Regions from separate parts of the Homo sapiens genome. Here region 1 is linked to region 2. The links are chromatin loops, found by intact Hi-C in ENCODE. Cell type or tissue: mammary epithelial cell. All regions are shown on one strand.

Region 1 (8,000 bases), 140 kb before region 2:
TGAGTCTGAAACATTTGGAGCCTCCTAAGGGTCACTCTGCAAATGAGACAGCCTCCTGACCACTTTGGTTACTAAGGACAGCCCAGTAGCCACGGAGGCTCTGCCAATGGAACTGTCCTGATTGTCACATGGTCCTTTAAGATTAAGCTTTAATGATTGGGAATAACCTAAGACAGGCCAGCATGAATTAATGAAAAATCCGAATGAACAAAAACGTAAATTCAGACCAAGTCCATCCACTTCGGGGATCTGAACCTAAGAAAATAGTCCACATTCACAACAGTGTTATAAAGGTAAAAATATGGAAACAACCTCACTGTTAATAAACAAATGGTTAAATAAATTCTGATAAATTAAGTCAATGGAATAATTTGTAATCAAATCATTATAGTTCTGAAGACTATATAGCAACGTGGAAGAAAGGCTTGCATTGGTATGTCAAATTAAAAAGCAGCATACAAAACTATAGATGCTTTTTTTTTTTTTTTTTTTTTTGAGATGCAGTCTCACTCTGTCGCCCAGGCTAGAGTGCAGTGGCATGAATCTCGGGTCACTGCAACCTCCATCTCCAAGGTTTAAGCAATTCTCCTGCCTCAGCCTCCCGAATAGCTGGGATTACAGGTGTGCACCACCATGCCCAACAAATTTTTGTATTTTTAGTAGAGACGAGGTTTCATCATGTTGGCCAGGCTGGTCTTGAACTCCTGGCCTCAAGCGATCCTCCTGCTTCAGCCTCCCAAAGTGCTGGGATTACAGGTGTAAGCCACCACGCCTGGCCAAAAACTACATATACTTTTATTCCAAGTATGTAAAATTCAAAAAGGGCAGGAAGGAGATTAGACAAAATGTTAATGATGGCTATATTAAGATTTTTTTTCTTTTATTTTAAAACTTTAATATGATGGGTAACCTTTCTTTTTTTTTTTCGTTTGAGATGGGGTCTTATTCTGTCATCTCAGCTAGAGTGCAGTGACTCACTATAGCCTGGACCTCCAGGGCTCAAGGGATCCTCCCACCTCAACTTCCTGAATAGCTGGGACCACTATGGGTTCATACCACCACACCTGGCTAATTTTTGTATTTTTTGGTAGAGACAGGGTTTGGTAGAGCCCAGGCTGGGTAACCTTTTGATTTAAAATTTATTTTGAATTTTTTTTGGAAAAAAGCATATTTTTACATTTAGATATAATATTGTAATTGACTATTCATAAATACAGAACTTCTAAGTATAAGACCAAAAGGTCCGTTTTAAAAAGAAATAAGACAATTGGCCGGGCGTGGTGGTTCCCGCCTGTAATCCCAGCACTTTGCGAGGCCGAGGCAGGCGGATCACGAGGTCAGGAGATCAAGACCATCCTGGCTAACACGGTGAAACCCCGTCTCTACTAAAAATACAAAAAAATTAGCTGGGCATGGTGGCGGGTGCCTGTAATCCCAGCTACTCGGGAGGCTGAGGCAGGAGAATGGCGTGAACCCGGGAGGCAGAGATTGCAGTGAGCCAAGGTTGCACCACTGCACTCCAGCCTGGGCGACAGAGCGAGACTCCGTCTCAAATAAATAAATAAATAAATAAATAAATATAAAATAAAATAAAAAGAAACAAGACAATCAACAATAGTTATTTGCAGTACCCATTTCATTATAACTAGTGAGCAGCTTATCTGATACTAACAAGTGAGCAGAAATTCTTGAAACCAGTCTGTTCAGACCCAGTGATAGCCTTAAACATGGTTTACTTCCTGACCCGGGGACTGTATTTCTACAGAATTGAAGCCTGAGGAGGACTCAGACAGGGACACAAAATAATTCAGGGGCTCAACTGTTCACCACAGCATTACTGATGCAGTGTGAAAAATCAGAAATAATCCAAACAGCCCACTGTTGAAGAATTAAAAAACCCACAGCAGTCCCACATGAAAGCCCATCATGTGGTCATCAGTAATGTGGGCAGATGACCACCGGACACTTTTAGGTGATTTAATCAGGATGCAAAATCCTACAGACAGCGTGAGTCCAATCATGTTTTGAAGTATGCTTTTAAAAATTATGGCCGGGCGCGGTGGCTCACGCCTATAATCCCAGCACTTTGGGAGGCCGAGACGGGCAGATCACTTGAGGTCAGGAGTTCGGGACCAGCTGGCCAACATGGTGAAACCCCATCTCTATTAAAAATACAAAAAATTAGCCGGGTGTGGTGGCGGGTGCCTGTAATCCCAGCTATGTGGGAGATTGAGGCAGGAGAATCACTTGAACCCAGGGGGCGGAGGCTGCAGTCAGCTGAGATCACACCACTGCACTCCAGCCTAGGCAACATAGAGACTCCAACTCAAAAAAAAAAAACAAAAATTATTAGGAAATATACCAAAATAATAGCTGCAGTTACCTTGGGGAGTGAACATATTTGAAAAATATAGAAAAATATTAAGTAGAACATAAGTCATCTAGGTAAGTCCCACTTCTCATTAAAAGTGTATATTCTTTTAGAATTTCTCTCTTTTTAGAAAACACAGATATATTTTACAAAGTATTTTTCTGATAATTAAAAATTTTTTATTTTGGAGCTCTTACAATGATGTAGATATATAATTATAGACATTATATTGTTAAAAAGTGAAAAAGAAGGTTAAAAACAGTATCGTAGAATGATTCTCTTTATATACGATATGTATTTATAGAAAAATACAGGGGCCAGGCTCAGTGGCTCATGCTTGTAATCCCAGCACTTTGGGAGGCTGAGGTGGGTGGATCACTTGAGCCCAGGAGTTCAAGAGCAGCTTAGGCCACATGGCAAAACCCCATGTCTATCAAAAAATACAAAAATTTAGCCAGGCATGGAGGTACATGCCTGTGGTTCCAGCTACTTGGGAGGCTGAGATGGGAGGATCACTTGAGGCAGGGAGTTCAAGGCTGCAGTGAGCAAAGATCATGCCACTGCACTCCAGCCTGGGCAACAGAGCAAGACACTGTCTCAAAAAAAAAAAAAAAAAAAAAGAAGGACACATATTAACAGTGGTTATCTCAAGAAGGTGGAAGAGGCCGGGCGTGTTGGTTCACGCCTGTAATCCCAACACTTTGGGAGGCCAAGGCGGGCAGATCACGAGGTCAAGAGATCGAGACCATCCTGGCCAACAGAGTGAAACCTGTCTCACTAAAAATACAGAAATTAGCTGGGCATGGTGGCGCGCACCTGTAGTCCCAGCTACTCGAGAGGCTGAGGCAGGAAAATGGCTTGAACCTGGGAGGCAGAGGTTGCAGTGAGCCAAGATTGTCCCACTGCACTCCAGCCAGGTGACAGAACAAGACTCCATCTCAAAAAAAAAAAAAAAAAGGTGGAAGTGTGGAAGTAGAATTATATGATGATTTAAATGTCTCCTTTATGTTGTTCTATATAATCTCTGGGTGGTAAGATTTCAAGTGATTTTTATTTCTCTCTTATACTTTACTGAATTTTCCAATATTTTTATAATTGTAGTGCATTCATTTTATAAATCCTATTAAAAAAAGATTTATTTAAGCCCAACCTATCAGTGGATTAAGCTTGCAGCTGCCAGTTCACTAGTTGGTGGAGCAATCTCCTTTCCAGCACAGATTGGCAAAGAAAGGGCGGCCAAGTGCAGGCAGCTTTCCCAGGCTGCCATACCTGTCCCGTGGCTCATTCCCTGCCGCACAGGCCAAGGCCACGGAGGGCTGGCAGTCTGCCACTGGGAGCAGCTGGCCTCTGGAAGCTGGGCTGTACCTCAGACTGGCCTCCCTTTCTAAAAGATGTTGTAAAGTCTTTCTCTGGAAAACACACCCCAAACCCTCCTAAGTCTGAGGCATCGTGCCCTGCAGCAGTCTGGCATGGGGTGGGTGTGAGGCGACCTCGAAGTCTCCCTCGGGCCTGGAGGGCTTCCTCAGCTCATGGTCCTGGCCTGACACCAGTCTGTGCTTCTCTTTGCTATCTTCTTTACCCCCCAGTTTTCTCAGCTCTGACCCTGTTCTTAGCTTACAGAGAGACACACACTCTCATGAGTGAAAAAGAAAGCCAATGGGAGGTGGCGAGGAAGAGGGAGAAGGGGGCCCCAGGCAGTCACACATTGAAGGTTCATAAGTTATTTTTCATTTTAAAAAAGCTGACTGGAAGATGAATTCCCACTGTTCATAACCCTGCTGCCCTCTGCTTAGTTCAAAGGAAGCAGTGCCGAACTTCATTTCAGAACTACTTTTAACACATATTACATTGTAAAAACCAACCATTACATCTGAGTAGCACTTTCTAAAAAGTTAAAACGCTAAAATATCAAGATATTTCATTTTTGTTAAAGTCACACTTTAACAATACGATTGATTTTTTTTAAGCTACTTTCTAGGCAGGAATGCACAAGATTGTTTTTTGAAAGGAAATGAACAGTGGTTTCTGCTAAAAAACGCCTCCACCGTAAAATGGAGTGAGGCCCATGAGACAGCTGTGCAACGCATGGGGACACAGTCAGGGGCAGAAGAGGCCCGACTTCTGACAGGTGACTTCTGAACTGGCGGCAGGGTCCACGGCACAAAGCTGAGGTGGCTGCCCCAGGACACTGCAGGGTCCTAGCCAGGGACCCTGGGGATATTATTCCTGGCAGCTACAGGAAGGTTCCCAAGGAACTTTAGAAACATCACAGCAGAGTGGAGACTCAGACAGGGAACGGGACAGATCTGGACTCGAATCCCAGTGTTGATATGAACATGGAGTAAGGGAATCCATCTCTCTCAGTCTCTCCAGTCACCTATAAAATGGAACATTTTGTGCAGTGTCAGTAAAAATGAAATATGATGGAATTTGCAAAGTGGTCCCTGTCATGTCGATCCTAGAACTTCTTGCTGCCAGAAGACAAGCAGCGCCTCCCCTTACCTCCTCCTCTTGGGGATAAGGAGGGAAGTCAGGGAGACAGAGGGAAGGAATGGAATGGTGGGGACAAATGTGTGTGTTTTACGACTCCTCAAAAATTCTATACGTGATGCCTCTCCTCTCTGTACCCATCCCTCATCACTTCTACCTACACACACTAAGGTGATCTCTATCTGGGCTAAAAACCTTGTAAGTGACACTAGCAATGGGGGATGCAGAATCTTCACTTCCAGTTCTAGGGTCTCTGAACCTACTCAGCAAAGCTACACATAGTTGGTTGAACTGGCTCTTCGGCTGACTTTGTTTAGGTGACTGCTTAGAAACACTGTTGGTCAGAGGTGTGCCCAGGCAGATAATAGAACAGTTTTATTGATATATTCTTCCATTCTATTCTGGATTTGACACTACGGCCTGCCCTTTCCTCAATGCACTCTGTTGGTATGCTTTAAATCATATCCCCTTTCCGCTCTTGGTGTAGAACAGGATGAATGTTTCAGTAGGAGGCAACACGGGAATCGGGACTGTTCAAAGAGCAGAGCCATCACAATCCTCCCACTGGAGCTCCCCAGAAGCAGAGAGATGCCTGTGGGTCAGGCCCTCTGTTAGAGACACCCGCTTCATTTCCGTAGCTCCTGGCATACCTGCCCTTCTTACGTTTTTGGCTAATCTTCCCCACGTCCAGCATAAGAGCGTCCACATTGCTGCTAAATAAATCATTTCATGGCTCCCAAGGAGCCCAGTGGATTCAGCTTTCAGAATGAGGCTCCTTTTTGGTAAGTCAAGCATTTACTAATGTTGGTCTGTATTATCCAATCAAAGTGAATACAAGCCACTGTTTCTTACCCTGACACTTCACCATAAATACTAGATGCCTGCGCATCCACTGCCTTCTATCTTAAACTGGTGCTATTACAGAATTTACAGATGAGCAAAGAAGCTTGCATAGAGAGAAATATTCATGGTGCCCACAGCCACCTCTGTGGCTGTACCTCAGCGGTAGCCCTGATGGCAGATCCCTGCCTCTGACGGCGAGCCTTCACTGCGCCACTGCACACCAGTACTCAGACTATCTGTCCCCACTCCTCCGCCAGGAGTCTCCGGATCCTCCACAAGATCTTCTCACCCCCCTTTTCAGGCTGTTCAGATCTCATAAATATGTCCATTTTTCTACAACTGGGTGTGGAGCGGCTCTTGGTGGAGAGTGTCCACAGCCTTGACCATAAGTCACCTGCCCCTAAAGAGGGTCTGCTACTGGGAAGTGCTGCCGCTATTTCAGAGGATGGACACCGACTCACGTGGACGACACAGCAAGCAGATGTCTGCGAACAGTGTTTCTGCAGGCACCAGGTAGATGTTTCAACTGGTCACCTGGAATTCACACCAATTTTTTGTGCTATGAGTGGCATTTTAGGTTCGTGATCTCATCCAAGCCTTCCAAAGCTGAGAAGAAGTCCTTCCTCACAGACAAGAGGACACAGTCTCAGAAAGGCAAAACCACTGCTATAAAGCCACATAGCAAGCAAACCAGAAATTCAAATCATGTTCTGGTTGGTTGTAAGGTCTATAATACTTTTTTCTTTTTAACCTTTTACTTCGAAATAATATCAGACTTAAAGAAAAGTTACAGGAAGAGTACAAAGCATTCCTACATGCCCTTCACACAGCACCCAGATTTCCTAAAGGTTCACTTTTTACCATATATGTTTTGTCCATCTGTCTATCCATCATTATTTTCTGAACCAGTTGAGAGTGAGCTGCAGCCCTAATGTCTCTGTATTCCTATATGCGTCTGTGTAGCTTCCTAAAACCCAGGGTTTATCTTACCTGATTATAGTACAATCACGGAAATCAACAGCCTTGTTACAACACTATTTTATGCTTTTTTTTTTCTTTTGAGATGGAGTTTCACTCTGTCACCCAGGTTAGAGTGCAGTGGCACAATCTAAGCTCACTGCAACCTCCGCCTCCCAGGTTTAAGCGATTCTCCTGCCTCAGCCTCCTGAGTAGCTGGGATTACAGGCGTGCACCACCATGCCCGGCTAATTTTTGTATTTTTAGTAGAGATGGGGTTTCACCACGTTGGTTGGGCTGGTCTCGAACTCCTGACCTTGTGATCCACCCATCTCAGCCCCCCAAAGTGCTGGGATTACAGGCGTGAGCCACCGCACCCGGCTGATATGGCACTATTATCTAATCCAGAGGTCAGCAGAATTCTCTATAAAAGGTCAGAGAGTAAATACTGTAGGCTCTGCAGCCGTATGGTTTCTGTGCTCAATTGCTCAAACCTGCCGTCCGAGGGCAAAGGCAGCCATGCCTGTGTCTCAACATTTACGGACATAAAAATTTGAATTTTACATAATGTTTGTGTATCACAATATATTCCTTTTAACTAATAGGCTTTTTTATTTTTTTTAGAGCAACTTTAGGTTTACAGAAAAATTGTGCAGAAAGAGTTCCCATATGTCCCCTTCCCCAACAGTTTCCTTATCATTCACATCTTGCTGTGGTGTGGTCATTTGTTACGATTTCTGAAGCAGTCTTGGTATAGGACTATTAACCACAGCTCACTGCTTCTGTTAGGGTTCGTGCTTTGTGCTGTACATTCTGTGGGTTTTGATAAATGCATCGCATCTTGTGGCCACCATGTCAGCATTACACAGAACAGTTTCCCTGCCCTAAAAATTCCCCTGTGCTTCACTTATTCATCCCTCATCCCTTCCCCTCCCCGAACCCTTTGGCAACCACCGGTATTTTTACTCTCTCTATAGTTTTGCCTTTCCCAAAGTGTCATATAAATTTTATTCTTTAAAATTTTTTCTGACCCTTTAAAATGTAAAAAAACATGCTTAGCTCTCATGCGGCACGAAAACTGGCAGCAGGCCAGACTCGGCCCAAGGGCCAAACTTTGCCAACCCCAGATCTCATCTATAGAGTGTATTCAAATTGTGTCCATTGTCCTAGTAATAATGCTCTTTTTTTCTGGTCTAAGATCAAATCCAGGATCATCTGATGCATTGAGCTGTCACGGCTTCTTCGTCTCCTTTAATCTGGTTCAGTTTCTTAGTCTTTTTGTTTTTCATGATCCAGACATTTTTGGAAGAGCAGGGGCAGTTATTTTGTCCTATGTCCC
Region 2 (8,000 bases):
TACCTGCCAACTAGCGAAGACCACAAAAGGCTTGAGTAGAACAGTAAAAGCAGGGAGTGAATAAGTCATTTCTAATAAGGCTGGTTTTATAGGCATCACACCTCCACCAAGCCAAACAGGCTCACTGTAGAAGCGGAATCTATTCTGCAAGTGCAGAGACCAAAGAGAAAGCCAGGGTTGGCTCTAACGGCGAGGGCGGCTCTATGGGGCAGCTCAGCCACTGCCTCCACAATGAGAGACGCGAACTTCCACTCACTGGTCTCGTGGGTGCGGGACCGACACCCACAGGAGTCTCTGGGGCCTTCATTAAGCCTGCCCAAGGAAAACGCCCGCCATTTGTCTCAGCCCAACACAAACAGGCTTCTGACAGAGCAGGCAGCGTGGGGGTGGAGGGCATGGAAAACGCTGGGGCTGAGCCCTGGGGGCCCATAGGCAGCCCTGCCTGGTGCACCCAGAGGTGCCCATCCTAGCCGACATGCACACCAACGTGACCATTCACACGTTCCCTTCCTTCTGATGCTGACATGTCCCCCCGCCCCACCATCCTCAGCTATTTGCCTGTTACCTGCCAGCCCCACCTGGGCTTCTTGTGGGGGCAGGGGACTCTGGCATGGGATCCTGCCCTCAGCTCTGCCACCATCAGCTGTGAGGCCGCAAGAGGCACTCCCTGGGCTGACCGCAGCTTCTTCATTTTTCTAACGAGAAAACGAGAACATCTCTCTCTGGTAAAACGGAGCTTCAAGATTCAATGTTTAGCCTCCACTGTTTAATTCTCAGTTGAAATTTTAACATCATGTTATGTTAAAATATATGTTACCTGGAAAGAGAGAAGCGGCCCCATATCAAGAGGCCAAGAGCTTTCTGCTCCAGGACCTTATCTTAGCAAAGGTTCACTGGTCCAACTGGCTGTCACCATGACACTTGGGAACATTCAGAGAATCCCAGGGAATAACACCTGGCCAGGCCTGGCAGGAGAGAGGGGAGCGGCGTCCAACACTGCCCTACGTGTGCAAGGAGAGGGCGGGTCTAACCCCACACACTCAAGGCCACGGTCTAAGAAGCTCCGGCTCAGAAGGTGCATTCGTTCATAGGAGAAAAGCAGAGTTTCTACTGAAAAGTGTTTTTAATAACACACAAAACAATTCCAACTTTTCCCTGAAACTCCATCTGGCCAGTTTCCTCCGGCATGCCCACAGCTGATTCTTCTAGAAACTGTTTAACATGATTGTTAAGAATAACCTAACAACCTGTTAGGTTATTTATCCTGCTTTCCCAGAATACAGAGCTGGACTGTGCGGGCAGCCGCTCGGGCAGAGAGGGCTGTGCACTGCCGGCCTGTCCCTGGGGTCTCTGGGGGCTCTCGGTGCACAGGAGCCAAGGAAGCAGCTCCCAATCCATTAGGGGGAAAAACCAAAACACTTTGCAAGTGTCCAAATAAAATGTGCTTACTAAATGTCTACTATAAGCAAAATACTGGGAAAGGGATACAAAGATTAACAACATATGGTCCTTGCTTTCAAATCAGCTTGCATGACAGTTTAATGGGGAAAACAGATATTTATACAAATAATACAACAATAGCACTTATACAAACCACCTAAAAAAAATCTTATGGAAGTGACTAGATCTAAGGTTCCAAGTCACGATACTTGGGTTAGGAAATTGCAAGAAAAAATTCAAATCCTATACCCGTGACATGATCATCAGTGGAATTTTCCTAGATCAGAGGGGTAGAATCCCTTTGTTGAGTATAAAAGATCAACTATCTGTCCTCATAGCATCCGGCTGTAAGATTTTTTTATGTTCTGTAATTTAAGACTTTTCTTTTAAGAGATAGGGTCTTGCTTGCTCAACATGTTCCTCAGGCTGGAGTGCAGTGGCGCGATCACAAACTCAACTCCCGGGCTCAAGAGAACCTCTCATCTCAGCCTCCCAAGTAGCTGGGATTATAGGTGCACACCATCATGCCTAGCTAATTTTTTTTTTTTTTTTTTTTTTTTTTTATCTTTTGTAGAGGTGGAGTCTCGCTGTGTTGCCCAACCTGGTCTTCAACACCTGGACTCAAGCGATCCTCCCACCTCAGCCTCCCGAAGTGCTGAGATTACGGGCATGAGCCGCTGCACCTGACCAATTTAAAACTTAAAATCTTACTACTCTAAGAACTTTATACACATGTGCTTTATAAATGCTGGTTCATATGAAGATGGAATATCCCCCTCAACCCTGTAGGGTGATACACAGCCATACGGAACCATCACAAACTAGTAGGCTACTGCTTTTACTTCAAATAAAACAAATACTCCCCGGGCCAAGTAGAAACTAGAGCCGTTCTCCTGGAAGCAAAGATGTCAAAGCCTCTCACTCTTAGAAACAACCCACAATAGGGTCTGGGCTTTGTGGTTTACTTAAAGGAAGTAACATTTGCATCTTCAAAACAAAAACAAAAGGCCCTCTTTATCAGGAAAATGTGGCAAAAGGTTCACCAGTGGTAAATCTGGGTGAAGGCTCCACAGGGCTTATAGGGTTGGTGTATGACTCTTTTACCTTTTCTTCAGTTCCAATTTTTTTTAACAAAAAATTGGGGGAGAAATAAAGGATTTTCCCCAGAAGCTTGAAAGGCCCTGCCAGCTCCTACATGATCTGTAGATTTTTGTTCTGCTGTTAATCGTGGAATCATCAAAGAAACAGCCTTCATAAAGAATCAAAAAGCAAAACAGCAATGAAGAACACCTTTTAGCTTTTGATCTGAACAAGCCTTCATGCTGCCTTTGCCGGGGAAGGGCTGCTGAACCATTCTGAGGCAAGAACACCTCCCTGAAAAACCACAGATTTCCATCCTCATGGAGCCATCCCTCCACAGACCCAGATCTTGTACAGCCCAAATGCAGGGCGCACTTTCCCCGAGTACAAACCCCAGTGCGTTTCATGAAGCTGTTCAGTATATGCAGAATCAGTGCATTAATAACAGCTTATTGGCACCGAATGAAAAACACACAAGTCTTAATCTTAGGTCTTGAATTTTGTCCAGTTCCTACGTCATACCTGGCTGTAAGGGCTACAGCCGTAAGCATGCTTGGTGACTGGAGGCTGTGTAGTGAGACCTGAGTTTTGAAACCAGGATTGGTAGCTTAACAAAATTTACTGGTTGTAGAAAAAGTAAACTTGCCTCCGGGGAGGTGAGCTCAGCCTCACCATTCTGACAGCAGCCTCTGGTGGCCAGTTTAGTAAAAAGTGTTGGCTCTCATGCTGAAAGCTCGGACCTTCCCTTCTTAATGAAGGTCGCTGCAAGCAGACAGGCCATTCTAGGTAACAGCTGGAGGTGACTGGGGAAGCTGCAGAAATCCAAACGAAGGTGTGACTTTGGACCACGTAAATCACCAAGTCATTGGATGATCTGTCTCTTGCATTAAAAAAAAAAAAAAATGAAGTACTCTCTTTCAAAAGTAGAAAAATAAATAAAGAGAACTGTTTTAAAAGGGCTCAAGTCACAAGGCAGATAATACATACTCAGTTTGAAAGTAATCTCATTCCTTACTTGCATAGAAAGCCTTTAAATATTCAAGGAGCACAGATTCCTGAACAAAATAAAGCCCAGCCTGTCTGCTTTCTTACATAGCACCCCATGGTACACTAACTCCTATGTACTGAGTGCCGGAAATTCTTCCTGCAAAGTAAGGAATTGCTCCATATGGCAGAAACTTCTAGAAAATGCTGCAACCATTCATTCAGAGAACAAAATTAAATATTCAGGATTGTAGGTGAGGCCTGATTTCTAGTGCCACAGATTCACACCATTTCACTGGATATAAATAGAGGAATGATCAGAGGCTGACAGTTGGCTTCAAAGGCAGAGAGGGTAAGAAGGAGACGCCATCAGCTTCAAGCCAACTTCTTCGTAAGGTGCACTCTGTCCTCAGCTGTCAGAGAACAATCTGGAAACAATCTGCTGAGCAGCTGCTCTCATCAACAAACTGTTTATTGTAAGAAAGTGGCTGGGTCAAAGGCTAAACATCAACCCGAGCTGAAAGCATACAGAACAAAAATCAATACCGTCCCTGCTAAAGAGACCCAGGACTTAGCATGCAGAAAAGAGAGGGTGAGGAACTCATGTTTAGTTCTGAAAGAGTAAGAGTTGGAACAAAACCCCCATATTTCAACATTCAGGGTTCTTCTGCATATTATTCCAATTGGCGACTTGCTGCTATTTGCAGAATGGCCTTGTAATGGGGGCTAAAATGTGGCATTCAACAAGGACACAGAAATCAACTTTGCCCTAAAAGTTACAGGGGTTAACATCAGTTGTTTCTCTCTCACATTTGTTTTGCAACAGGACCAACGTGCTCATCATACACATGTGCTTATTATACACAATGCACAGATACTACAGTCCATCTTTAAATATGTCTAATTGGAAACTGGAAGGCTGACTGGACATGAGATTATATGAAGAGATTGTTTCATTTTAGGTATGACGGTGGAATTGTGATTATGTTTTTAAACAGAGCTCGCATCTTTCAGAGACACATACTAAAATATTTGCAGATGAGAAAACTGAAACAGTATCTGGGAATTCCTTCCAAATAATACTGGCAGAGAAGTGGGTAGAAAGAAGTGAAATAAGATTGGCCATAAATGGATAACTGTGAAAGAGAGTGATGAGTACAGAAGAATTCACTCATTATTTATATTTACTTTTGCATATTTGAAATTTTCTATGAAATGTTTGCTTTTACTTGTGTGTAAAGTTCAACAGTTACTTTGAAAGAAAAAAAGTTTTCTTAAATATAAGAGAAGTATTAACCTACCGAGGCAAATTAATTAAGTCATATGCCATGGTATTGCTAGGTATCCAATTTAACGTTTTTGAGCAATGTCCGAGATATGGTTGTTATGTCCTGAGTTGAACGATGGAGAAGTAGAAAGAGATGCTCAAAGTGTTCCCACTGCATACGTGCTCCAGCAAGCCAGAATGTGACACAGAAACAGATAAGACGGTTTCCCATGGTTTAATTGCAGTATGGGGCAAGAGGACATACGTGAGATGCTAGGAAAACCCAACTGTCATAAATAATGGGGACCAAATTGTTAAAAGACAAGTTAGCACACAAATTTTGAAAACACAATTTCTTTGTAAATCTGAGGCTGCTATATAGTGTATTGATAATTCTTAAATTAACAGTAAAATTAGAGAATTAGCCTGAAATAAATAAAAATAAAGCAGATAGCAAAACATTATTTCATTGTGCTGAAATTAACTGTGAAGATGTATCTATGATTTTAACTTGTTCCAATATAAAGATGAAAATGGTAATAATCACAAATTCTTAGAAAAGAATGCATTCAAAGGAACTGCTTAAAAAGTTAAAAAAAATTTTTTTTAGTCTACTTGCTTTGCCAAGACCAGCATAAATACTGCAGAGAGTCCTGCAAAGGATGAGAAAGGTCATCTTGTCTACCCTCCCTCCCAACAGAACAGAGAAGGGTTTGGTCATGAGAATTTGGTGACGCACCAGGCACGGTAGCTCATACCTGTGAGGCCAAGTACTTTGGGAAGCTGAGGCGGAAGAATTGTCTGAGCCCAGAAATTTGAGACCAGTTTGGGCAAAAAGTAAGACTCCATCTCTACAAAACACAAAAGTAAAATAGCCAGGTATGGCGATATGTGCCTGTAGTCCCCGCTGCTTGGGAGGCTGAGGTGGGAGATTACCTGAGCTCAGGAGTTCAAGGCTGCAGTGAGCCATGATCATGCCACTGCACTCCAACCTGAGTGACAGAACGAGACCCTGTCTCAAGAAAAAAGAAAAAAAAAAAAAGACACCCACCCTAGTGGGAAGGTGGGGCAGAGATGGGAATGGTTAATGGATGCAAAAAATAAAAATAAATAAAAAGAACGAATAAGACCTAGTATTTGATAGCACAACAGGGTGACTACAGTTAATAATAATTTAACTGTACATGCTCAAATAACTAAAATAATATAATTTGTTTGTAATATAAAGGATAAATGCTTGAGAAGATAGGTACCCCATTTTATATGATGTGATTATTATGCACAGCACGCCTGTATCAAAGCATCTCATGCATCCCATAAATGTATACACCTACTATGTACCTATTAAATTAAAATTAAAAAAAATTTTTAAAGCCGTCTACCAAGAAAAACTCATTTGGCCAATCTGAGACACTACACCTAACCCCAACATCACAGAAGGAAAAAATACACAGAGCAAAACCTTCAAAATTATAGACCTTTGACCTTTAAAGCATTTTATTAACTAAAAAGCTACAGAAAAACTTAAATCCTGAAATGCATCAAGGTTGCCTATGAAAAGTAATCTAGACAATCCTAGGCAGAGTCTGGCTATCCCCCCACCCCCAAATTAACCATCATTTTTTAATTTATGAAACTACTGTTTGATGTTTCTTTTAAAAGGTGTATTTTCTTATTTACGGAAATTAAAAACAGGAAGAGGGATCAGTGGTGCCATCATTCAATCACTCTTCAGTGAACTACTCTACGTAGGATTCATTTTTGTTCAGAGAAGAGAGCAACTTACCAAATGTTTACCTAGGGCATACAAAAGCAAACTCAGTAAGTTTTCTGAGAAGAATATTCACTTTCAGCCGGGCACAGTGGCTCACGCCTGTAATCCCAGCACTTTGGGGAGCCGAGGCAGGCGGATCACAAGGTCAGGAGTCCAAGACCAGCCTGACCAACATGGTGAAACCCCGTCTCTACTAAAAATACAAAAACTAGCTGGGCGTGGTGGTGTGTGCCTATAATTCCAGCTACTCAGGAGGCTGAGGCAGGAGAATCGCTTGAACCCGGGAGGTGGAGGTTGCAGTGAGCCGAGATCGTGCCACTGCACTCCAGCCTGGGTAAGAGTGAGACTCTGTCTCAAAGAAAAAGAAAAAAGAATATTCACTTTCAACTTTAATTTTAATTTTCTAAACTTTTCCTTAATGCATGTAGGAGGCAGGTTGAATTAAACTAAAAGTTTTTATAGACCAGTGGCTCAGGAAAGCCTCATGGTGGGTGAAACTGACAATGGTCCTATGATACGCATGTTCAGGACCCAGCGATCTAGCTGACTGCTGATGGGCAACGCTGTTCTCCTTTCGCTCACACCTAGAATCTGAATCTCAGCCTCGGAGGCGCAGCAGCACAGTGCCAAAGCAGCCCTCCTCTTCACCCAGAGCCCCTGTCCCCTGCACTCAGACACACATGCCAGAGACCCACCAGAGACACAAACACCTACACAACAAAATTGTGCTGTGAACCTCGTGTCAAGGGAAAGTGCATTTCCCTTTTACCAGAAATCTCCAGACCCGCTACTCTAAGTCTTCTCTCACTCTCTGGGAGAAATGACCACTCCACAAAGGCACGTTCTATCTCAGCAATCTTAAGTTTTTCTGTAGTTCTGGTTAAAACAGACATATGCACTTAAATAAATAAATATATAAATGTATATGCATATATATTATCATAATATGTATTCATATGGTTGAAATTTTAAAAACTCAAATACCCTTAAAAGTATCGATTAAAAGACTCTGTTTTTTTAAATTAAAGCCACGTTCCTCAATTCACGAAATAAAATTTGAGTTATAGAATTTTTTTGTAAAGGACAGTAGCTCCAATGATCAATGAGAATTGAAATCATAGTCTTTAACTCCAATATCTCCTTTTTAGAAAAAAATATTTATTTTAATTGACAAGTAAAAAGTATGTACATTTCTGGTATACCACATGATGCTTTGATATATGTGTATGTTACGGAACAGAAACTCCAATATTCCTTCCACTGATTCTATTATTAAACCAAAGCCTAAAAACATTTTAAGAAAGAAAAGACCCACGACACCAGCAGAGGGATAATGTAGAATTGTACTGGAAACATGGTAGTACCTGGATAGCTGTGTGGCCAAACTCGGCATGCTGTACCTGGGGAGACGCAGCCATACACAGGCAGCTACAACAAAACAAACAAATTAGGAAG

Evidence for each region. Hi-C counts contacts between places; a loop is a spot of excess contacts. Peaks named below come from ENCODE experiments on the same cell type or tissue, not always from the same donor. Only the 100,000 strongest peaks of a DNase experiment are listed, where the experiment ranks them.
Region 1: a loop joins it to region 2, with 3 times the contacts of the local background. A loop is called at or near these places in 6 of 110 quality-filtered maps.

Annotation. Positions count from the first base shown.
Region 1 is chr21:36,769,669-36,777,668 of GRCh38, forward strand. The region is part of intron 6 of HLCS (holocarboxylase synthetase); the gene reads right to left. Among named protein-coding and RNA genes, the nearest start is that of SIM2, 75 kb to the left of the region's middle. In mammary epithelial cell, no CTCF peak of the experiment used is centred here; a DNase peak (open chromatin) is centred at 3,663.
Region 2 is chr21:36,914,543-36,922,542 of GRCh38, forward strand. The region is part of intron 5 of HLCS (holocarboxylase synthetase); the gene reads right to left. Among named protein-coding and RNA genes, the nearest start is that of HLCS-AS1, 48 kb to the right of the region's middle. RefSeq lists a silencer at 3,047-3,341. In mammary epithelial cell, a CTCF peak has its summit at 3,200 (motif pointing left); no DNase peak of the experiment used is centred here.